Regions from separate parts of the Mus musculus genome. Here regions 2, 3, 4 and 5 are each linked to region 1. The links are chromatin loops, found by intact Hi-C in ENCODE. Cell type or tissue: left cerebral cortex. All regions are shown on one strand. Region 1 holds the start of Tmem161b (transmembrane protein 161B). Region 2 overlaps Gm34196 (a long non-coding RNA gene). Region 3 holds the start of Gm41011 (a long non-coding RNA gene). Region 4 overlaps Gm34196 (a long non-coding RNA gene). Region 5 has its middle 80 kb from the start of Gm17750.

Region 1 (5,000 bases):
CCGACCATCCTTGCTTTATTTTTTTAAAGGATTCCAAGCAATGACGGCAATTCCATACACAAACATCAACTTCATAGCGGTGAACAACTTTAACTTTAGTCAAGTAACTAACTCAAAAACAAGACAGATCAATGTCACAATGGGGACAACCAGGCCCCACATTGTGAAGTGTCACCAAGAGATTAGCTGAAAATATATCTACTTCCTTAGAGCGGCCAGAATGGTTCTGTGGCTCTCTGGATGCAGAGAACACACTCTAATTCAGCTTCCCTGTGACTATCGTGTATTTAATCATTTTATTTAGATACTAGTGTCAACTTCCTAGACAAGACCAAGTTTATTAGACCTCACCTCAGGTATAACACTGCCTGCTTCTAAACTCCACATTCTTCCTTCTGTAAAATTTGAAGAGATGGGGAGGTTGCTAGACTTTAATTCCTTCTAGTTCTAACGTTCCCTCTCTAATTTCACTATCTCAAATGAAAACAGAACTCTCTTAAGGAATCTAAGCCATACTATTCAGAGGTTCAAAACACTAAAACAAACAAACAAACAAACAAAAACATTAAAAGAAACAAGTCACCTGGTAGTTTGCAACTGGAACCAGGTGATTTTTTTATTCTCTAGTAAGTCATACAAAACAGCAATATTAATCCTGAAAAAAGGGGCATGGCCAAACTGGGAGTAGTGGCATATGCATTTGATCCCAGCACTTGGGAAGCAGAGGCAGACAGATCTCTGAATCAGAGGGCAGTGTGGTCTACATAAAAAGGCAGCAGCATAGTCAACTAAAGCTTGAACCCAAGATAGAAGTCTCTGCAGATGGTTTGAAATCGTTCATGTGGCTGATTGCCTGTTCAACTTTACCAGAACCCTAGGACCTTGGAAATAGCAACTATCTTTTTTAAATCCTTTTATGTTCCAGGAAGTAGTTGACTGCAGTCACCAGCCCCTACACAACCACCTGCCTTCCTCTCATAGTCCCCCAATAAAGCCAAACTTAGATGTTTCGAAATCCCATTCATTTCATCAATTAACTCCTGAACTGTGTGATCAGTCAGCACCCATTGCTTCTTATCTACAGTTGATTAAGACGTTCTTTGTACAAGTCCCTGAACCTTGTCCTTTCAGACTAAAACAGCAGAGAACTCTGAGAATGACTGGCCTCACGGTAAAACACCCTTCGGTTACTCCTTTCCCTCCAATCTCTCACACCAGGTTCTTTTTATGTTTACGTATCCTTCTCACCTAACCTTTAAGACACTTGCAAATAATATGGCTCAAGCTGTGCTCCCTCCTTCGATAGAGATGTACAATAGGAAATTACAAATTTTTCCTTTCAAGTTAAATCTGTTGGGACTCAACCTGGACATTTTCTTTAAAAGTGACATTGATTTTCAGTTCTGCTCTAGTTGAGTGTTAAGAGAAGCCAATTTTGTCTTAAGTGCCTCGGCGTTGCTTGTCTCCAAGGAGACAGGCAAGCGTGCAAAAAGGCACTGCTGCGTCCTTAAAATCTCAGCCAAAAGCCTGCGGCGGGAAAAGGTGGCAGGGACAACGTGGTGGGTAGAGCAAGGTCATCAGTGGGCCACCTGGCGCCACAGGACACACGCGAGGGCAGACTCCTTAGACTGGGTACTCCGACAGACCCGCCCCTCTCCAACCCCACAGGTCCCTCGGCTGTCTGGAACCCCGGCGGCGGCCGCGCGCACTCTGGGAAGGTTGGGGTCCTGCCAGCGGTTCATCCCAACGCTCCAGCAGGTTCCATTCCCAGCAGGGACATCAACCGGCTCCTTTCACAGACTGACCTCCCTGTCCTTTCCTCCTGAAGGTTGTCACTCTCATCCTCACAAGACTCACCATAACGCCAAGAACAGGTCGTGGGACAGACAGTCTAGAGTCCCCGGGACCGTCCAGAATCTCCCCTTCAGGTTCTGCAAAACGGAGCTCTCGAAACCGCGAAGGGAAAGGTCTTCCGGCTCGGCCGGAAGTCCTGCCCGCATGGGACAGGAAGTTCCTCCCTCTCCGGACCGCCAGCGACCCCACGCCACGCAGAGAGGAGGAGCCGCAAGGCGTTCTCTAAAGCCACTTCCGTGGGTGTGAGGCTAGGGCGGGGGGCGGGGCTGACCTTGAGAACGCAGGGGCGCAGGCGCACAGGTAGGTGGGCGGGGCGGGGCAGGGCGGGGCGGGGCGGCATGCCCGCAGGATTCCTAGGTAGGTGCGGTATTTTTCGCGGGCGCTGGTGGTCGGTTTGTGCTGCTGCAGGGATCAGCTGGGTGGGTGTAGCCCTCGTACTCTGACGGTTTATTGAGGGTAAAGAACCTTCTTGGCTGTATTCATGCTGAGATCATTCAGAAATTGTTTAGCTCAGCCAGCCTCTTTTCTGTCCGCTTTCCTTACGCAGTACCTTGGAATCTCAGTTAAAAATTCATGCTGTCCAAGCACCTTCCTCTCTTAGGTCAATGGAATGTGACCTTTAGAAGTTCTTTGCTCTTCACAGACGCCAGCTCAAGCCAGAGGATATCTACAAAGAGCAGAGGAGCTAAGAAGAAAATTCAGTATGGACATTTCCTACCTACTTAATACCAATATGAACAAAAAGGGCCTTACAACATTCTCATATACATACATACATAAATACACACACATTTATGCTTTATGACACCTCCCTCCTTCCAAATCTGTACCAGTGAACTTGCCTTTATATTGTGATGAGGGTTAACCATAGAGGTAAGTTTGAAATAAGGACACAGAGCATCTTTGGCCCAGAAATTATCACACCGTTTAACGATCCTTATGGAAACATGCTTATCTCACCCTTCTCCGTGAGATACCTTTTACCATAATGTGGTTCTCTTGTGGAGTCAGAACTGGGGAGGAAATTCATCTTCAGCAGTCAAGGTTGCACAAACTTGCAACTATGAAACAGCTATGATGTTCAACCTCTAACTGGCCCAAGGACCCTGGGAAACAATCCTGAGCTACCTAGAGATGTTAGATTGGTGCTGTTTCAAAAGGATACAGAAACAAAGTTTATACATTATGTTAATTTTTAATGGTGGGGGGAGATAGGGTGACAGGTGATAGAGAAATTATAAGAAATGAGAGAAGCTACTCCGAGACCAATAGCCTTGAGGAATAGTTTGTGAAACTGAGAACTTCCCCAAGGGTTCTGTTACTGCTTTATAGAAACAAGCCTGTTAATAGACAGGCCCCAGGGCAACTGCAGTATAGTAAAGAAGGACTCCGGTTGACCGCTCCTGTATCTGGGGGAAGCCATTGCTATCCTTGAGAAAGAAAAGATGGAGGTGGCGAGTGCCTATCAGCCTGTCAGTGACATCACATTCTGTGAAGTCTTGTCTTTCACTTGTGACACAGTGGGTCTTCCATCTGTCCTAAACCTGGCAGCCTTGTTAAGGATCAGAAAACATCTTCTCCTATATGACAGTAGGATAGGAATTATTAGCAGGATAGAATCCATTCCTGCCAGAGGAAAAACAAGAAATCAGTTTTTACTACCTTATTACTTTCAATAGACTGTCAGATTCTATATTCTCTATTTTGTACATGGCGCATTGATTAACAATCCTTGGTTAAAATACTTTAGTTTCACATAGTGTGTATATGTTTACATTTACAACTGTATCAAGTCTTTTTGTCCTATTAAAAAACAATATATTCTACTAATTACCTGTTTTTTTTTATTGACCATTTTCTATTTCTTAAATGTATAGAAGTCTTTGACAAAGATTCAGAGAAAGAATTATGAAAAGGAAAGAGAGGAAATGTGATGATGAAGATGAAAAGATCTTTTTGGCAAATTAGTTATGATCACAGTCTTTGATAAAAGTCATGGCTGCTTACCATGTGGGGTTTGTGATAATTTAAAATGTCCTCTCTACGAACTGATCTCAGATGTGTATAAATATCAACAGAATAGTATTTACATGAGCACTCTGGCCTGAAACTCTTCCAATTTTAAAAATCAATTTTTAAAAGTCTTAAACCGTCTTAACAAAATGTGTTAATAGTTTTACCTCTAAAAAAAATTCAAACACTTTTCTCTTTCCTTTACTGAATATGATATGTTTTATTCTGTGATTTCTATTTCTTGTAAATGGTAATTAGTCTGTAACTATGTGGAAAGTTGGGTTTTGTTTCCTTAGGTAAATTGTACTTAAAATTCTTTATTGGCCATCTTAGAAAAATCATGTACCAGTAACAATGATTTATTGGTCATGTTCTGCCATATATGGTTAGTGGAACATTTTGCAATTGTTCCAAAAAGCCACTAGAGGAAAATGGTTGCCTTTTAAGTAGGATCAGAGGATGGGACCTTTGTGGTGTGCTGAGTGTCCTTGTCAGAGAGAGAAGAACTTGCTTCCTCGTTGTTTATTCTGCACCATGTGAGAACTTAGTCACAACTCATTTGCCAACAACAAAGGGGTCCATTTTCACCCCCACCAGTGATACATATGGGAACTAATTTTGTGGTTTAAATCACTCAGTTTATGGTACTTTTGTTATAGTATCCAAAGTAAAGAATGCAAAATTGTGTTCAGTGTAATTGCTTTGACGTGAATAAAAAGCCCTACACTCACAGAGAAAGATAATTGAAAATGTATCCATTACCATTCAGCATTCATTTTCTAAACTGTTCTATTTGAAACAATTATTAAAAAAAATTGTCCATCAATAAAGCTTCTTAAAGCCTACCTATATTGCTCTTACTTTTCTAATTTAGGAGATAAGGTCTTCAGAAGTTAAACCAGGCATATGACCCTAACCCCAGCAATTGGAGGGTAGAGAGCCAGGAGTCCAAGGCTAGTCTGGGCTACATAAAAGTCTCAAAAGTAAAAATGTACTGCATTCCTTCAATAATAGTAGCATTCCTGAGAATCTTTATTGCCATGTTCCTTCCCCCCCCCCCGCCCCCCATTGATTTTAGAAGTTGAGTGCAATGACAAATCTTGTACAAGCTGTATAGTGTATATTTTCACAGG
Region 2 (5,000 bases), 540 kb before region 1:
TACTGTAAGTAACAAGAAAGAAAAAATAAAAAGAAAGTGTAACATTTGTGTAAAATTATTTTCATCTGGATTTAATTCTAGCACCTAAAGAATGAACTTAAAAAAATCTCATCAGTGAAAAAGGAAGGTTAAATTATCAAGATTTCGATCTTTTCTTTATCAAACACAGTTCAGTCATTGTTTAAAGTATCCATTTCTCCAATCTGATAGAAGATTCTTTGTTGACATCTCTTCATACAAAACGAATACTGAGGGAAGAAAGAAAATTTTGTACTTAAGCTTAGTATTTCTGAAATATATATATACTCCAGGTGGTGGCAACTGGTTGATTTTCATTTGCTTTTTTAATACTTGTGAATTTCCTGCTCTTCAGTAATTCTGAGTATCAAATATATCTTTTAAAATGAGCCAAGTTGAGAAACTTACCGCTTTAAAAATTATCAGCTATACATATTTTCCATCACTGTTTTCCTATCGGAAAGCTGCAAACATCTGCACTGATTACAATTAAAAACAGTGTAAAAGATTATCACTCCAATTATAGCCTCCTGTTCTAATCAAAATTCAGTCCTGTTCCCAGACAGCGACGGGCGTGACGCCCATATGCTTTTTTCTTTGCACTAGAACCTCCCTGAGTTCTGCTTTTTCTTTAATCAATGAATATGTAAAGCTCTCTTGAATTTATCTTTATCAGAAAGTAGCATCTTACGTCGATATGATTTCAAAGCTTCTGGAACTCTATTTTTCCTTTTCATTTATATGAACCCACTTGTAGAAATAAAAAAAAAAAACACACACTCTATTATTTTAGTCAACAGAGAAGTTTCTGACCTGCCAAGGTTTTTTTAAAGTGATTATTTTAAGAATCTTCATTATCCCACTTCATATTATTATTGTAATATTATCCTCTTCAAAAGATAGAAACCTGCTAGATTTGAAGTATGTTTACATTAAGTCAGTAGTTATTATATAGAAAGAGACTTTTTAGCGAACAAAGTAATGCATCCCATTGTGACACTTGGATACATGCACACCACACCACTCACATGCATCCCTCCCGCATCCCTCCTCACGCTCTTTCACTGATGTTATGAGTTAGTTCTGCTTACATAGAGAATAAAGGAGAATTGTGTCTGTACCAGTTATTAGAAAAATGTCAAAAATGAACATAGTTTTTAAATGGCCAGGTTCCATGAGAAAGTTATATTTAAAAGTAATCTAAAACATCAATCATTAGAAATAATATAATAGATAGATATAATCAGCAAGCATTTCTTGAATTTATAGATATGCATAGATATAGAATATATAGATATAATCAGCAAATATTTTGTGATTAAGATTATGTTGCCATTCAAGATGGAGATAAAAGAGGAAAATAGCATTTTAAGTGACATAATTTTTGCTCTATAGTCTTTTAGAAGGTGAAAATCTAGATTTGGCATCTTTATGCATATTTGTACTATATACTATATTTGCTACATAGTTTGAAAATTAAATCTTAGTTTTGAGGTGAACATCTACTTTAAAATATATGCACCTTTGTTTAAGTTACAAAATGAAAATATGCACATTGATAGAGACTACAACTATGGCAAATGCATCAGAAAATGTTACATTTATGCTTTTAATTTCTGTCTATGATGGAATCATTGACATTGAATATTCCAGTGTATGTACGCCCACGTTTGCAAGACAAAAGTGAGGAAAAATAAGCAACAAAATTATTTTCTGCTGCAATATTACTTGAAATATTTGCAAGTACTTTGTTAGTTTATTAAATTCTTTTAAATAAATATCTGTTTTAATTTAAAGCCTGGACCAGCATTTGAGCACCACTCCACTTTGTATTTCTTACTGATCTCTAACCACTATAAAATCTGTATTGTTCTTATGTCATGAAGCCTTCGAAATATACTGTTTTATGAAAAAGAAAGAGAGAGATAGAGAGAGAGAGAGAGAGAAAGAAAGAAAGAAAGAAAGAAAGAAAGAAAGAAAGAAAGAAAGAAAGAAAGAAAGAGAGAAAGAAAGAAAAGGCTGAGGCTTTCCCGGATAAAAACACTAGTTGCTGACTGAAATCAAAGATTTATTTTACACAATTAGAAATCAGCTTTTTGTGTCCTTAAAAGGCAAATCCTTAGAAACAATAAAACTAATATAAAAATGTATGAATCAATGAGAAATAAAAGAATTCCTAAGCTTTAGAAATAAATCTCAACTAGAAAAGGAAACCAATTGTGCTACAGTATTTGAAAATGATTTATTAGGCAAAGTATAAAGAGCACACCTGGACATAGATGCATATAATGACATTTTAAAACTATTTTGCAAAATGGGAAAAATACTTTAGCTTTCAAAAAATTCAAAGTTCAATACTCTGAGGACTGCTTATAGGGCGGCCGACATCAGAAGAGAAGTCGAGAACATTTTAGGTACTGTGCCTTTCCAAGAAGGAGGAATGTAGTTATTACCGAGGAATTCAGTTATGTACCGTCTTGCTTCTTGACATTTTATATGAGTGGTGGGGAGATGGTTTATTTAAAAGAAAAGTCTCAAAATACCCAAACCAAGGTATGAAAGCAAGTGACGTTTTAATTCTTTCAGAAACTAATGATTAAAACATGCATCTGTGTTTCTTTTCTAAGTGTAATCTAACGGAAAGTAGACTGAAAACAAAAGGAAACTTGAAAAAGAATTGAGGAAAGAAAAAAGGAGGAAAAGAGAGGACCAGAAGAAACAAATTCCACTCAAATTAAAACGGTATCAAAAATTTAGCCAGGTTATTGAAGCTGATGAGATTTTTTTTGTGTCCTAAATTATTTATATGTTTTTTCAACCTCGTGTTTCTTTACTTTTCTTTCTTTTTTGGGTGGTGATGGTGGTGATGGTGGTGATGGTGGTGATGGTTGTGATGGTGGTGATGGTGGTGGTGGAGGTGGTGAGGATGGCTACTCCTCTTTACCAGTTGCTTGAGATCCCCGGGTCTCGGGGAGACTTCTCAGATGACCACTAGATGGCATGAAAGCACTGTATTGGACCTGCTCAGCCGTCCTGCACTGCGCGACATTGGGGGTTTATTCTTTTCAAGCTGGGAGCTCAGTGTTAATCATGTAAGATGCCTTTTCTTTGAGAAAGATCTTTTTGTGTCGCATGACACTTTCCAGGACACAAAGGGAGTATTCTGTCCTCCTTCCACACACACTTAGAAAATGTCGGATTAAATTTGGAATAATAAAAATCATGTCAGTGTTTGCTGGGGTTTCCTGAGAACTTTACTCTCTTCCCTTTGGGGGATAGTGTGCTATTTGTTATGCGGTCTACCTTAATAGGTGGACAGAGCAGTCCCTTCACCACTGTGCCTGCAACAACTGCAGACAAAGTTTGCACATTTGCAGTCATATTTCTTTTTCTTGATTTTTTTTTTTTTTCATCAAAATTTCTCTTGGTTTTTCTTCACTTATGCTGTTAGGGTCTGTCATTAAGGACTAATATGAAATGCTGGATTTCAAACAGCCGTGGCAAAGGAGACAATCCCCTTTAACACTTTCTACCAGCCAGGCAACGCATGTCTTTGTTCTTGCTTCGCAAATACGTTTAAAGTTTTTGCCTGGTCACTGGGCCGCTTTCGTCTTTCCCTCCACACTTGCAGTTGTAGTTTTATATGTGGAACATTTCCTGTTTCCCAAGATACATATCAAATATCTCTCCCTGTTCGTCCACAACAGGAACAATTACCATATCCCTTCAGATGTTATCACTATCTGCCTTCACAAAATGTCCATTGTAGACGATGTTTTGATCTTTGGATAAGTGCCTTAATTTAAAATAATGGCAAAAGGGTAAATTAGGCCTCCATGCTCAACAGCGCATGAATGACAAATCTGTTGTGGTTGGGGTATATTTTTGATATTCCTTTAAACGTCTCATAGCAGATTTACATGGGATCAAAAATGATACTGCGCATTGACAAACTGAAGTGCATAATTTATTTCATGTACTACTGATACTACTATATAACCTACACATTTAATTTTACTTCTAATGGCTTTACAATTTTGATAGATATGAAATCATGTCAGTTTAAAATCTCACAGATCTGAAGTTTGGGGGGGCTGTTTTCAGTATCCACCTTTGTAAAGCTTTTTATCCCGTGTATAGTATCTGAGAATAAGATAATTTGTTGGACATATTTTCTTAGCTTTGATTTTTATAAATTTATCAAAACTACAGATTCTAAGAAGACATCTATATAAAATATTTAGTAAAACAAAGATCCAATGATATAATCATAGCTCTTTAAAATGTAAATATGAGGGGAATCAAGGGGTCCCATGGTGGTAAAACTTTCTGCACAGGCAATGTTGTGTGCAGTATGCTCTCTGGGTGTCTCTAGTTTGAGAAAATTCCACTTCATTTGTGGTGTTAACGTACGGCACGGTTAATAAGTTATGTCTTCAATTTCTCTTATATTTGATTATATCACTTTTAGTTTGGATATAAACCCCAAGTTCTTAGGATTGTTTTAACATAGTGAGTTGCGACTGATCAATAGAAAATCAGAGACAAAAATCAGAAAACAGGACCCCTATACATCCAGAACTGAGATTCCCCTCTTAGGCTGTCAGTGTGATAGGCATACAAGACTGATACCATAGCACATTTTGCTTCTCACTATTGACCATCGAAGATGGTGATCAGCATGCGGTTGCTCTGCTTGGAAACAGACTGGGTGAGCTTTTACCTTGAGGAACTGCTCATTTGGTTCTATTTGAGCTCTTGCAGAAAAATACCTGCTTCTTACAGGTTTTGGGAGGGACATTGCTCCACAAGGGATCAAAATGATTTTAATGGAAACCTTTTTGAAAACATTTCAAAAAATGTTTAACTCTGACTGAGAATGAAGTGGATTCTCTGCCTAGCAAACTCTCTGGGCTCTTGGTTTGATCTCTGCCCTGTAAAGTAACCCTGCCCCCCAAAAGTTCTTTTCAACTTGTATGTAA
Region 3 (5,000 bases), 120 kb before region 1:
GTGGGAGCCTTTTTGTTTGTTTGTTTTTTGCAGTCCCAAAGACCGAGTTTGAACCCTCAGTTACATTTCTTAAGTAGAAGCGTTGAGGTTGTCCGCACCCCGCCCCCTCAGCGCAGCTTTTTAACAACTCCTAGGGAAAGCTTTGCCTACATCCGAGGGAGCTTACTGACACTCTACAAATCTCCTGATTCCCGACCCTCTCGATCCCCACACTCTTCATTCGGGATAAACGCTTCTTTGGGCCACCTCTTTCCTGTCAAGGGACGAGTAGAGGGACGAGTGCACAGGAAGAGATCTTCCAAAGACAGCCTGAAATTTTCGTTAGTGTGGGGTGAACAGGAGCGAGGCGCACGTCTGATGCTGGGACCGTCTGGGACCACCACCACAGAGAATCTCAGCCTAAATCTTCTTTTACGGGTCAAATAACGCATTCTAAGGGGCAGAGCAAACTGCGAAGGTATCTGGTGGTGGGCCTTTATGCAGGAACATAAGCTTTCGCAAACATCGAGGTTTCCTTATGTTGATGGGTACAGTGTGGGTACAGCGTGGGTAGAGCGTGCGCACAACAGACTGTGGAACTGACCCCTCACCTCCCAGGCCGCTGCCCAGCCCAGCTCCGCAGGCGGCAGCCCAGGAGAGGGTTCCCATCGATGGATCAATCCACAGATCCATTCCCCCAAAGTGCTCTTGCCTCACCTAGGACTTTCTCCCGTGACACCATTTAAAGTAGCCTGAAAGTGCTTCTCCATGCCTTTGAGGGAGAGGGAGTCTCAAAGAATGTCGGGAAAAGTAAAATAAAATAACAGTGCCGAAAGGAGATTGACTCTCAGCGAATTTCCTCTGGCCTAAAAAAAAAAAAAAGAGAGAAAAGAAAAAGAAAAAAGAAAAGAAAAAGAATAACTTTATTTATAATCCGCTGCCAGCCTTATTTCAGAGAAGATGAAACAATGAAGGTGCAGTTTGGCCAGACAGTAAGATGAGTTTTCATTTGCCCTTTGTTCAATGGTAGGTACATACCAGTTTCAAAGAACTTCGGGGATCCCTCAGCCTGCAAGGTAATCCAGCTCCTAGCCCGCATAAGCATCTTACAGACAAACAGCCCTCAGCCCTGACACTTGCCCTCAGCCAAACTCAAGTTAGGATCACACCTGTCAGTGGTCCAAGAAACTCTCGCCCCCAGAACACCCCAGCAGCTGGACTAACTTAGTGAAAAGCTAAGCTCCCCTCAGTATGGCAATGAACTTTGCTCGCTGCTGTCGGGAGCTAGCACGCCCGCATCAACAGCTCTCAGGGCCCCGCCAAAGCCTTGAGCAAAAGGATAACATACATATTTTTAAGTGGCTTACAAATAAAAAGAAACTAAAAAGAAAAAAAAAACCCAACAACAAAAATAAAAACATTTATGCTTGCTGAAGAGGATGAAAAGCTGTTTGAAAACCAACCAGAACACAAGTATGTTCCCTTTGTGTGCTACATTAGAGGTGGAAGCACACTAGTACTGCATACCGTAGGCACACCCTCTAAAATGTGTGGGTTCGCAGGACTGTATGATTGTCCACCTACTGCTCAAGCCCAGAAGAAAACTGCTACGGTTACTGTTGTTCTAGTTTCTTATCAGAAAAGATATTCATTTGAACACATTATCTAAATCTGCGTAAGAATGAAGGCTGCTTGTCATGCGTCCTTCGTTTTCAGTAATGTGTGCCACCCAATTAGAAGCAATTTAGGCAATCAAGACCGTAGGAGAGAAGAAGGTGTTAAAAATAGGTTTTCTAAAGCCTCAGAACTCTAATTTGGAAGAAAATCTAAAATTACATATGTAACGTTTCTTTACATAAAATAAATACATAATCTGGGAGTCTCTTGTTCCTTTTTCCCTGGGGTCCCTCTCTCTTTGCCTGCCTGGTTCTTAGGTATTCATAAGAGAAGGGAAGTGTAAAGATCAGAAGAAAAGGGTCTGAGGTTTCTAAAATACCTAAAAGATCTGGGAAGGGCTTGGAACAGTTTTTCCCTGGCTTCTCTCTGTCACTATGTCCCCGGACCTTGGTTTTCTGACCCTATCTGCCCTGGCAGGAAAACCGCGGAGAGGTGTGGGGAGACCTAGGGACCCCCTTTCAGGACTAGAGTTCAGAGCCACGGGTTCCCTAGCTGCTTGGGGAAGGCGGACTGGGGAGGTGTGCTCTACGTGTTGGCAGAAAGTTGAGAAAGAAATCAGCACCTTCTGAGGCTTGGACTGGCAAAAAAGGTGAAGATGTATTGAAAGAAAGGGGAAAACACGAAGGTGCACGTGTCCACACAGAAGGGAGAAGGCAAAACTAAAAGATATAAAAGAAATGATAGCCTCCAGAGGACAAGAGAACATGCGACTTGGAGATGTCACTTGGCACTCATTTTTTTCTGAGGTCTCATAGTCTGAATGTGCTATTATGGGGTGAGAGTGAGAATGGAAGGAACTGGGACCCAATGGAGGATTTAGGCACACTCTTCTTCGAACCATGCCTGCCTACCAAGCACCCAGGCGATTTTTATTTTTCCAGCCGAGCTCTCATAAGAGAGCTAGCTGGTCCAGAATAGGACTAGAGTAAAGTTGGCAGAACTTTAGTCCTTCTCTGAAGGACTTTACTCTTCTCTGAAGGGGTTCAGAGAAGGCCCAGCTGGAGCGAGTGTGGGGTGGTCACTGGGTGAGGGAAAGAGCCAGGGTCCTTTAATCTTTTTGGTCTCAGGATCCAGGTTACAGGAAGTGAATAACACTCAAAGTTAATCTCCCAGAAGTTGAGCCTTGAGGGCCCTGGAAAGAAGTTGTCCAGAGAGTCAGAGCACACCCAGACAGGCAGGCGAGAAGTCCCCTCAAGCAGGGCAGACACCTCCCGGAACAGAAATTCTACAATAACTCCCTTCCAGAAGCCAGTCACACAGACAAAATTTAAAGTCAAACCCACACTTATCCCCTTCTAAGGAGGCGGGGAGGAGTGTAGAAGTGGGGACAGTAACTTGTGCACGCCACTATTGTTTCAAAACAAGAGTCTCCAGAGGAGGTAGCCATGCCTCTGCAGGACAGGTTTGACACCGGGTCTGGGCTTCTTAGAGTGAGCCACAGATGAACTGCCCCCAAGCACAGGCAGATGCCACAGCCTCACTTCAGGCAGCTTTTTGCAGAAGTGTCTCAGATGGCAATCTTAAAAACCCTTTCTAACAGCACCTAATTTATTATCCATTTGTTCTGCTTGTTTGTGTCTGACACATGATTCGAAACCATTTGATTATTAACAAATGCATCAGTTCAAAAAAACATTTTCATTGTCAAATAATTTTCCCTGAAAATAATAAAATTTTTTTCCTGAAAAGTTCTTTTAGAAAGTAAATAGACTATATCTTTTTACAAAGTGAATTAGAAGTAAGGGATATTTAAATATATATATTATTTATGATAATGAAGTGTTCTGATTTAGTAGAGGTAAGCAATTCTAAATATAATTTAATTCCCTTTCTTTGTAACACCCACTATGTTCGTGTGTAAATCAGAATAAATATTACTGATGAGCTACACAACTTTTTATCTTCCAGAGACCCCCAGTTTGTTAATTTAAGTGCTTGAATAAATAGAATCCACACTTTCAAAGTTAGGAAGTTTTAAAAAGTTTACTTCAGTTAATTTTACAATTATATAAAATAATAAGTTGCTAATACTAGAAAGTTAGCAATTTCTTATATTTTTTCTGTGATTAGCACCAATAGTTCTCTATGTGTTAGCTCTCCAGAAGGACTTCCAAATGAATCACTCCATTACACCATCACTCCATGAGTCTATGAACACACAGCACAGACAAGCAAGATGTCAGTGTCTTTACACACGTTACATCTTATATGTAACGGGAATGTTTAAGAACCATTCTACAGTACTCTGAACATTTGCAGAGCCGAAACACAGTAATGGTCACAGCACTCCTACATTTACTCTTTAGATCTCTTAGATACAAGTATAATCACTTTTCTAAACAGCTTGGAAAGCACAAGGTCACTAAAGTGAACATTGGGGAATTCAAATCTGGAATCCCAAGTTCTCTTCTAAATACCTAGTGACCCTGAGAGACACCTTATCCCCATGAGCACTATTTCATCTATGAACAAATTAGAAACCAGATCAGACAAGCTCCACATGCCATCTAGTTCAAACAGTCCATAGGTTTTATATTCTGTGAAGAGTCAGTAGGCCTGCAGCTATTTAGCTGTTTTCAGAGCAAATATCTTAAGCCCCTAATTCAGGCAAGAGGTCCATGCTTAAGGCTTCTCTTCATTGAGATGGGCATTGTTTCTCACTGTAGCTTTCCCTTTGCACAGATAAAAAGTTTGGCTCTTAAAATAATTTAAGGACACCAAATGCTATGTGAACTTCTCCAATACTGCTACTTTCAGCTGGAGGAAATGAAGTTCTCAGGAATGGTGTTATCTATAAGAATCCCATGTGTCTGAAAAGAGCTTGAATTTTCCTTTTAGCTGTTGAAGTTGGTGAATCAGTCCCTTTGGTAATTTTATAACTTTCTTTAGCAGACAGCTTGTTCACCTCGACAATTATAAGAATCAAGAATTATATTGAAAATATGCTCTCTGATAATGTCCTTGAGGTTGTCTTTTTCTACAGAAACAGAATCTTGTCTCACTTTCCTCGTCTCTAGCCACTTCTTTTCCCCAGGCCCAGCCCCAACCAAGGTCCATGCTTGCAGGCCAAGCTTATTTACCTTAACACTTTCTGGAATCGGCAGCAAATTACAATGAATTTTCTTATCCCCAATTCATTCCCCAGTCTATGAAATTAATTTCCATTTCTATAATCAAAAGGCTTCCCCTGGAAATATCAGTGACTACACAAGCCACAGGCAGATCAAGTGTAGGTAGGTGTTCCATCAAGTGAGGGGGACTGGGTTATAGTTTCAATTGGAACAAAGTATAAAGTGATTAAACCTGGGCCAGCAGACGTAGCACTTTTATCAAGTCCCCCTCCC
Region 4 (5,000 bases), 390 kb before region 1:
TAGTTGTTAACACAACACTCATAATCATAATTGCTCAGATATCATTTGTCTGTGTTAAATATAAGCCCTGGATATACACTATGGCCTAACAGAGAAAGTAAAATGGAAGTTAAAAAAAAAACCACTAAGTTTTATAATAAGGGTAAACATTATATTTCCATTTTATTTTTGCCCTTTCCTTACAGTGGTATCGAATTTCATAAAGCATTATTCTTATTTCTCATATTTTTGTCTGAAGAAAACAGATGAGGATTGGATTTTTAACTTACTTACCAAGTAGTATTTGTTGTTTAATGGGATTCAAGAATTTTCTACAATGATGCAAATAAAGAGATGTCAAATGTTCAAAAATTGTGGGAAGCCACATGTGCCGTTGCAGGGTGGTGCTGGTTACGGCTGGCCACCACACATACATAGGCAGTAAAGTTTTTTTTGCCAAGATGATGTTTTGAGAATGAACCAATCAGATGAGAGACAAGTTAACCAATCAGATGAGAGACAAGTTAACCAATCAGATGAGAGACAAGTTAACCAATCAGATGTAGACATGTAAATGAGGTGGTAAGCATAACCCATGCATAACCAATCCGGGTGTGAGACACGCCTCTCCTAGGCCTATATAAGCAGCACCAGTTCTGGGCTTGGGGTCTCTTCACCTCTGCAATCAAGCTCTCCCAATAAACGTGTGTGGAAGGATCCTGTTGTAGCGTCATTCTTGCTGGCTAGTCAGGCGCGCGCAAGAAAAAATGATTTTCCCCCTTAGGTGTTACTGGTAAAAACTTTAAACATTCTTCCAAAGCTTGGAAGACACTGGAGCCGTACTGGTCCAAATGACTACCATGTATGAAAGTATGAAAGCCCCCAGAAACACTACAATCAATGTTCATGGATGAATTGAGAATAGGGAATGGTATATTTGTTTAAATATGTCTCAAAAAGTTATTTAAACACTAATAAAAAACTGATGACATAAAAAGTTTTGTGGAGAAACACTCACAGTAGCAGGAAAACCTTGAAAACTTTATGATTTTCTTCAAGTGTTTTTTTTTTTTCTGTACACATAGTTTTTTTGATTGAATAATGGTGACATCATATCTTAACCATCTTTCATGCTATAATATCTTGGTCAAACCATTATTCATTGTCCAAGTAACATTCTACCAAGCACATTAAAAACTGAAAATATGCTTAGACTTTTCTTTATAATCATTTATTTGCTTATTATAGTTCAAAAATAAAAATAAAAAATAAAAAATAAAATAAAAATTTAAAAAGTAAAAAGTAAAAATAAATAAATAAATAAATAAATAATGCTAGGAAAAACATCTTAATGTCTAGTCTATGGTCTTACTCAAAATGAAGAATTATTAAAGTAAGACAAGCTTCTAACAGTGAAAGTATTTGCTCAAACATATAAATATATGTGTGTTTACATAAGTGCTTATATACATACACATGTTCTTACACAGGATATAGAGCACATAGTCTTATAGAATAGTGTTGTATATATACACATAAATGTAGAGTTAGGGGAGAAAATGGAATCAACTTGCTCTCCTGCCAGAAATATTTAAACTTTAGTGGAACCATTGCAAACATTTTGTGGGTTTTTATTTTTCTCACCTCATTTATTTGGCTAAAAATGGGGTGTTACCTAACTCTTTTTAAAAATCTTATTTAGTTAAATATTTATTTAAATATATTATGGATGATTTTCCTTTTGCTATTGATTTACCAAGACATAAAATAAATAAAGATTACATACACATAAAAACAATAACCTCAATAGCTTTTCAAAAAGGAACACAAACTTTGAGTCTAATGGCTTTGAATTATTAAAGCACAGAAAATAATGAACTTTTCTGAAGATATTTACAGAATGTTTTTTAGTATAATCTTTAATTCAGTGTCATGATCATTTAAGAAAAGTGGATAATAGTGGGAGGAAAGCAGAGTTTTGTTTTTGTTTAAGAAAAAAGTAAGATAGAAAGCCAAGCTACGTGTGGTTCCCATGTAGCTACAAATGTGTAATCCCTGAATTTAAGAGGTAGACGTTGGAAGATCCTGTGTTTGAAACTAGCATGCACAACAAAAGTGAGATTTGGTTGATTTTGAAACACTAAATAAAGATCAAGATAAGAAACAGCATTTTGTACAAAGAATATACACTGAAGAAAATATTAAAGGAAGATATAAAGTGGTCAGGGACAGTTTGAGAAGAGGAAAGAGATCACTGTGAGGCAAAGGTAGGAGGAAGGTAGGTGATGAACAGAGAGCATGACATACATACATATACATATATATATATATAAATGTATATACATATATAGTCACAAGTAAACCCATTATATTGTACAATGAATATTCTCCAATTATCAAAAACTATACAATAAACATTATTTAATTACTTTTTAACAAACCTTTACTTCATAATAAATGAGAAAAAGATGTACTTGGGTCCCATGTGCCGTGGATCCTTGATGACCACTGCTGTCCAATGCTGACTTGAGCTCAGAAGCCTAGGACCTAAGACCATAAAAACCTAAGACTATAAAAACCTAAGATCATAGAAAATTTTCCATGCATGTGTTTGTACATATAAACAATGGGTTAATTAATTAAGGTGAAAGGTTCTGTTACAGAATTAAGCTCAGGGAATGAAGAGGAGAGTGGTTCCTGATAGTGTAACAAATTTATACTGGGTTTTCTGTTGAAACTCCATCATAAACATCTGATCTACAGTGGTTCCACTTAATAAAGATTTCTACACAGCTAGCCCCTTGGTTGGTGCTGCCTAATTGCACTTGCATGAGGAAAAAGTATGTTTCTATCTGTTGGGAACCACAACAAAGCACACAATTATTTTATTTTTATTTGTATCTTAGGAATATTTTAAAGAGAATGTTTCTCTTTGTTCAAAGGGATTCACCAGAATGCTCTTATTTTCTAATTTTTATGGCATTAATGTGGCATGCCATTCTTGGCAGGGAACTGTAGGTGTTGCTGCAGCCACATTGCTGGGAAAGCTAGGCTAGGCTGCAATTCTGTGGCTTCTTACAGTTCTATTTTAGCCTTGTCCTCTCCCTCCCACTCAAATTCTGTCCCTTCATGTATTTGGCTATGTCACATCCTCCAGACTTTCACACTAAATATACTCTTAGCAAGGAGGAGCAGAATTTGCTGATGAGTCACTGTCTCCAAAGACTCATTGCTTTGGTGGACAGCTCATAGATGGGAATCATTCCAGCCAGACAGAGGAGTAGAGCGAGCAGGAGTTAGTCCATTGTGTTCTGCAAAAACAGCCGAGGCAGGGCAGAAGTAGGAGGTTTCAGAGCACACTGAGGCATATGCACATATTATACTTAATAAATTTTGGTGAAGGAGAGTGTCCTATTAAGATTATACTTCAAGTTCAGAAATTGTATTCATGGCTTGTGTAGGAGGTCAGGCTCTTTGTTTTCTTTCATGTTGGAGTTGTTATCCTTTGACCAGTTCTCTGAGCATAATTTGTTTCCAGTCCCTTTGTTCTATGAGTGAAAAGGTCAAGGCCTTTTGACATGGCATGAGCATTCAGTGCACCAGGGGAAACTTCACCAGCAGTGCTGGACTTAAAACAACTTCCGAGCAAGCAGAGTCAAACACAGGAAGTGTTGTTCCAACCCCCAGAGGGTACCGGCTTTGTTGATGAGCCAACTTACATCGTGTTGAATTGTTGAATTGCTAAGTGCCGCTGCTATCTTGAATGAACAGATATAGCAATGACTCCAGACCCAGATGAGGAATTTGTAGGCATGAGATAGCAACATCACTCTCCTGAAGTGTCCCCTACAGGAATCTAAATACAGAGTGGCTATTTTCTTAAGTAGGAAAAGTTCCATCTCAGGTCCCCATAGTACAATCCATGCTAAATGATTCTCCAAATGAACAAATACTGCCTTGATGAGACAGTAAATTTAGTGAGAGAAATAATCAACCAGAAATGCAGAAAAAATGTGACTTTTTAATAAACGGTCTAACCAAGGAGTGAATTACACATTCAATTTCGTATACACAAGACCTTTTTACTGTTATTAAGTTAGTTCAGAAAATATTGACCTATTCAAAATGGCATTGGAAACATTTTTATTCACATAGTCTATGTAAATTTTAAGTGTACTATGAATTAAATGTTACTTTACTCATCTGAAATAATGTTCGAACTTTGTCTCACATATTAATTGAGGAAAAAAAAAAGATGAACTGTTTTGTATAAGGTCATTCAGGAAATTTAAAACAGTACCACATTTAATTTCCTAAATCGTTGGCTTTCTGAATCTTTTAAATGAGTGAATTTTAATGTATACTAAAGTACTTCTGAGTCTCAAAAATATGAACATTTCATACAGCCATTCTCCATGTGAAAATAGAGATATTCTGGAACACAAACACACAACAACAACCTTTTTTCTTTACTTCCAGACTTCTTCTTGTTTTTGCTTCATCGATGAGGTCTTACTATATTGCCCTCCTAAACAGCCTAAGACTCACAATGTAGACCAAGTAAGCCTCCAGTTGTCAGAGCTCTGCATGCCTTGTCTGCCAGGTGCTAAGATTAAAAGCATATGTCCTTATGCTAAAACACACCAAACATTTCTATATAATCAAAACCAATGCAAAACAGACAAAATATTAATGCAGTCCAGAGAAGAATCCCAAACAAATAAGTATGCAGAGTGTAGCCCCTTGCTTTCAGATAGTTGGGATACATGGATGGTAGTCCCCACCCTGCTTATTTGTTGGCTGCTTGTTATCTTGAATGTGACTGTCCTCATCTGTAAGTGGATATGATAAGATCTGCCCTCGCTCAGGAATGCTATGGACATCAAATAGAACTATGAACACAAAAGAACCTATAAAGAATTCTGTAAACTGTAAAGTGCAGCCTAGATTCTGTTAGAGATTGTAGTCAAGGGACTATTGTTCACATGAAAGAAAGTGGAAGGAAGCCAAAGAATCAGTAG
Region 5 (5,000 bases), 240 kb after region 1:
TGATCTATGTCCTTCAGATGCTTGAACTTCTAATCATCCTGAAGCTTATTCATACGATAAATGACAAGTTTATCTAATGAAACAAACCATTTGAGTTTTAATGTTAAAGTCAGATCTAGGATGTTTAGTACATTTTGAAAATTTTCAATATAGAACCTCAAATGCAACATATTCTTGCTAGAGCCAGGAAATAATTCTATCCATCAAAGAGGGAAAAAAATCATAACTTTTTATATAGTTCTTAGATCTATTTAAATAGTTGTGAACTCTAAAATGATTCTTTATAATAATAAAAATACATTTTAGCAAAAATGAATTTCTGTATAATATTTTATTCAAAAGTTTTTGTTCTGTACATTTAATTATTTAAATAAAACATCAATGAGACAAATTGCTGGTCATGCATGTCTTCTAAATATCGATATGCAAAGATTAATAAACTGAAATATATGTTTTATTTTAAAAGGGCTTTATTAATGAAAAATAAGGTATGCCTTTTGAAAAGTAAAGAACTTAATATAAATATCTAATATGAAGCTAGTATGTTTAATGAGTAATTACAGTACAAAAATGCGTGAGAATTTACCAAGTTTCATCTCTCCTCCTTTTTTCTAACATTCAGAACTATTTATAGTCAGTTTATAGATTTAGACAAAGCTTCGAAATAGCTAGAATGCCTCACTACAAGCAACTCTCTTAGGTTTCTGTAGGATTTACAGTTTACCCTTTGAATAGATGCCCATACTTAATACATTTTAACTTCTTCCTTTTAATTTCATTACACCAGTTACAAAAATGAAAGAAAACATCTACTACTGCTCTGGTATGTCGCAGTGTTGTCATGGTCCACAAGCCAGGTGCATCCCTTCTACCTGGAAGGAAATAAAAAACCATCTGGAAGAACATATTAACCTGCAGTGTTGATGGCTTCAGAGAACCAAAGCAAATAGTTTGTGATTTAAAATAATTTGCATTCTCAGAAAAAAAGAAAGCTAGACATGAAGTCTTTTGCATGGGTCTAACACTTTGAAGACATTTAACACTATAATTTCTGACCTTCCCTACTTTCCTACTGTGTTATATTGTTAATAGATGCAGTGGTTTGGATAACCAGTTCCTTATTTGTGATGAACTAGCAGGTACTCCACAAGGGTCTTCAGACAGATGGTGGGGCAGAATCCTTTGGTTTCTATATAGGTATTTCAGTGGATATTTGGTGGATCACTTTCCATGTCACAGTGTTAAGTTGTTTCAGAGTCTTGTTTTTTTCTTGTGATTTTTGTTTTGTTTTATCCCCCACCCCCACCCCTGCCACTAACTACTAACTTCCTTTTTATTGCTTTCAATGCCAATTCTGCTATGCATTCCTGGAAAAAAGTTATTATTTCATTGAAGTGAAAATAGGATTATTTAATAATAGCAAATCAATGTCTTATGGTGATAAAGGGATAGTGATTTAACCTTTATCTGGGCATTTCAAGGCAGAGAAAACAGAGACTTTTTCAGGCTGGGCTGCAATTCCATGCATTAAGTTTCAAAGGAATAAAAGTCTGTTTTCCAGTGCATTTACCAACTCCTAGAAAGAGACAAAAGTAAAGATTTTTATACGCCCAGTGATTTCCATGGGGGAATATTTTGTTGATAAATCTATGAAAATCATGCACATTTCTCCTTCACAGGCACAGGAGGTCTCAAGGCAGCTTAGTTTACACATATAGGTTTGTTGTTTACCCCTCAAAATTATATTGATGGATATAAACTCTGTTTAAGATAATATATAAATTCAGATAATTTTGCAAATTATTATTTAACAGCTTAAAATTGCAACCTATTGGATTAAAACTGTGTGAAGTTTGTGCTACTTTTCATGATCTTTCTCTAAATCTTCCAGAATAGAAAATCAGTCTGCAATATTAGAGACGAGAAATACGCTTACAACTCTGACAAAAGCAAAGCGTTACTTGGAATACAGACCCAAGTCGAAAAGATTTCAAAACAAATTTGGATCTGAGATGAAACTGCATGCCAAAATGCAGACTGGTTACTACCAACCACAAATGGGGTTTTCTCAGCTGAATCTCTAAAAGTTGCTGGGCACAGGCCTACCTGAGAACCTCTGAGGCCCTTATCAGGACTGTCTGTTTCTACTCCCCAGACACACGTCTCTGACCTTCTCAACTATTTTTACAATTGTGAGGGAGTGGGGCTCTAAAATTCGAGTTCAGTGTACAGAGAGTTAATTTAAATTTGATAACAAATGGCTCTGCTGCAGAAATGAATGCAGCCTGGCAACTTCAACAGGGAACCCTTCAGAGGGCCTCAATTATGTATGCAGCTTCTTTGAGAAATAGTTTCACACATCTGACCCAAAGACCACTATGTTGTTGCCATGAAATAAAACTGTACGTCTGCATTGTTTCATTTCTGGGCCCTGTACACAGTGCCAGACTCGAGGACTCCCCCACTCTGCGCATGCGTGTTCACATGCTCGCACAAACCCCTTTATTATCGTTCTGCTTCTATTTTTCAAGTACGGTGACTGTATCAATATAATTGTCACATACATAATGGCTCCTGATTACTTTTATATGTTATAAAAAAAATCTGATTTTAACTGCCAGACTGTTCTGGTCAAAATCAGGAAAACTAAAGGAGAGGAAAGGGTTAACCAACCCACACTATTTCAATTTTTTTCAAAATGGCTGCTTTGTCTGTGTGCATACACCAATAGCAAATGCCCTTCTGTTATTGTACAGCCAATTTGATGTGTCAAGTATTCATATGCTAATAACGGTACAGTTTCTCACTTTTTCACAGATAAATGGTAAAGATTGTTACAGACAGTGAAACACAAGAATAAACAGCTTTTATTTCAGGCACGATAAATTACTTTCCATTCAAATCACAAGCCACGCATGCTGCTGACCATCTTGTTTCCATTCACTGCTCGTTTGCCTTCTGGGTGTGTTTCTTTAGAATAGTTTGAAAATATTTAACAGATATGGACAGAGTTGTTGCTAATGACTTGATTGCATTAATGCGCTTTCTAGTCATTTCCTCGCTCAAAGCTCATTTTTGTATTCCGTTATTACAGTGGGAGAAAAGTTTGATGGGAATTCTGACACTGTTTCCCTAACATAGTACAATCAAATCTTTTTAAAGCTGGGCAATGACAATATTTGAAGAACAGATATTTTCCTTTAGGTTAGCAGAGATGTCATTTAGTAAATAGTATAACTTAAAAAGAGACACTTGAAGGAAATGTCAAGTTGGGTCAGAACAAACTAGAATCAATTCCATTTTCCCAGATATAAATCTGTTTTGAAGGATTGAATTTGTTAAATACATATGACTAAGACATAATATCAACTTATTGTTGATATAGAAAAATCACATCAAAGGTGAGGGTGGGTGTGGAGAGAGGAGGTAGTGTAAGGAGAAGAATTTCCTAGCCTTTAAACATACATTTCTAAAAGAATGCACTTATAACCATACTACCATTGAAATTTCAAGTCAAAAGAAACACTTTTGATTACTTTTTCACCACTTTGCTTATGAACCCAGGATATAATACGTGTCCTCTATGGTTAAAATGTAAAACACCTTTTAAAGCTGATGATACATTCTTCAGGTATGTCTTAAATGTGCTTTCTTGTGACTGTCTTTTTTCTGATCTTTGTACGTGACCATTTTGATCTCATGTTTGAGCCCCTGTAATTGTTACTGATGCTTGTATTAATTGCCTGTTTGATGAGAAAGCATGCAAAATTAAATAAATAAACATCTAGAAAAGTAACTCAGTTCATTGCCAGGCTGAAGATTGCAGCTTTTAAAAGTAGGTCATATAAAGGCTTTCTTTCTAATTGATTAAAATTAAATACAGAATGCGGAGGATGGAAAGAGAATAGGATTAAGTTAGAGCCTTGGAATACACAATCTCAGTGATTGTGAACGTCTACCTTGAGACATTATAGATTACAAAGTTAACTATGACATCAGGTCAGTGAGAGTACAGCCGCTAATTGTCAACAGGAGATGGAGTTTTACACACTCTCACCAGAAAAAGACTGTTTTCAAAAAGCAATATTCAATTCTTTTCTCTGACCTCCAAAATATTGAGAATTCTTATCACATCATATCAGCAAATCAATTAAATTAGTCATTAATTTTATGTTAAAGTTAATCAAGAGATTTTTTTCCACCAGAAAGCTCTACAAATAATCCATAAAAGTTCCCCTCTTTTCCACTTATAACACCATTGTTAAGCCTACAATAAATGAAACCAATGGCAAATATGTATTTCAACCTGCCGTTTATATGCACATAACTCTCTGGGCCACATGAAGATTAGGTATGAAATACTAACCTTTTACTTTGTCAGATGCTCATCAAAAAATGACTGTGTGTAAATTTATCAAGGTTGAAATAAAGTAGGACACCAGCGACTAGCTCACAAGCTAATTTAAAATGCAATCTATGCTTCATATTCCACAATACTATGATTGTGTTATTAATAAGTGTTTTTAATTTACTATAATGACTAAACAATAGTGTTTTGTCCATTTTTTTTCTTTACCTATGTTATCTCTCTTTAATTGGGTAGATACAATTAGGCCTTCTCAGCTCTGGATCATTATTTATTTATTTATTTATTTATTTATTGCTTTAAATTCTCATCCTTAATGTAATCATCACCATGGGCACAAGCCTGGGAATGCACCCAGGGCTTTACGTTCCCTGCCTGTATTTCTTGTTTCTATCATTTCCTCATCAGTGCTATTCCCATATGCTTTGGGAGCTGGCCCTTTTAGAGCAGAGGTTTTGTTTTTGGTTTTGTTTTTTTTGTTTTGGTTTTGTTTTGTTTTGTTTTTAAGAAAAAAACAACAAAACAAACGAACAGCATACTCAGGCTGGATAGGTAGCTCTGCAGTCTAGAGTGGTACCTCTGTGGCCTAGCACAGACACTGCTCTGTAAAGAACCAGAGTTTGGTTCCCAGTAC

Evidence for each region. Peaks named below come from ENCODE experiments on the same cell type or tissue, not always from the same donor. Only the 100,000 strongest peaks of a DNase experiment are listed, where the experiment ranks them.
Region 2: it touches region 1 in a loop (4-fold over the local background); 5 of 42 quality-filtered maps call a loop at or near these places.
Region 3: a loop joins it to region 1, with 4 times the contacts of the local background. A loop is called at or near these places in 9 of 42 quality-filtered maps.
Region 4: it touches region 1 in a loop (3-fold over the local background); 3 of 42 quality-filtered maps call a loop at or near these places.
Region 5: it touches region 1 in a loop (2.6-fold over the local background); 3 of 42 quality-filtered maps call a loop at or near these places.

The regions. Positions count from the first base shown.
Region 1 is chr13:84,219,292-84,224,291 of GRCm38, reverse strand. Tmem161b (transmembrane protein 161B) reads right to left here and starts at 1,996. Exons shown (of 12, transcript NM_175187.5): 1 at 1,858-1,996. The coding sequence starts at 1,860. A230107N01Rik (RIKEN cDNA A230107N01 gene) reads left to right here and starts at 2,117. Exons shown (of 2, transcript NR_138587.1): 1 at 2,117-2,154; 2 at 2,402-4,711. In left cerebral cortex, a CTCF peak has its summit at 2,248; DNase peaks (open chromatin) are centred at 1,558 and 2,041; H3K4me3 peaks cover 2,090 bases; H3K27ac peaks cover 1,309 bases.
Region 2 is chr13:84,756,746-84,761,745 of GRCm38, reverse strand. All of the region lies in intron 2 of Gm34196 (a long non-coding RNA gene), which reads left to right. Among named protein-coding and RNA genes, the nearest start is that of Gm34246, 84 kb to the right of the region's middle. In left cerebral cortex, a CTCF peak has its summit at 3,016 (motif pointing right); DNase peaks (open chromatin) are centred at 3,026, 3,634, 4,649, 4,981 and 3 more places; H3K4me3 peaks cover 3,013 bases; H3K27ac peaks cover 5,000 bases.
Region 3 is chr13:84,341,465-84,346,464 of GRCm38, reverse strand. It overlaps Gm41011 (a long non-coding RNA gene), which reads right to left and starts at 2,572. Exons shown (of 2, transcript XR_873707.3): 1 at 1-2,572. In left cerebral cortex, no CTCF peak of the experiment used is centred here; DNase peaks (open chromatin) are centred at 1,580, 2,131, 2,412, 2,900 and 3 more places; H3K4me3 peaks cover 1,617 bases; H3K27ac peaks cover 2,775 bases.
Region 4 is chr13:84,611,336-84,616,335 of GRCm38, reverse strand. All of the region lies in intron 2 of Gm34196 (a long non-coding RNA gene), which reads left to right. Among named protein-coding and RNA genes, the nearest start is that of Gm34246, 62 kb to the left of the region's middle. In left cerebral cortex, a CTCF peak has its summit at 2,998; DNase peaks (open chromatin) are centred at 3,140 and 3,635; H3K27ac peaks cover 1,140 bases.
Region 5 is chr13:83,982,591-83,987,590 of GRCm38, reverse strand. No RefSeq gene overlaps it. Among named protein-coding and RNA genes, the nearest start is that of Gm17750, 80 kb to the left of the region's middle. In left cerebral cortex, no CTCF peak of the experiment used is centred here; DNase peaks (open chromatin) are centred at 927, 2,371 and 2,815; H3K4me3 peaks cover 744 bases; H3K27ac peaks cover 1,361 bases.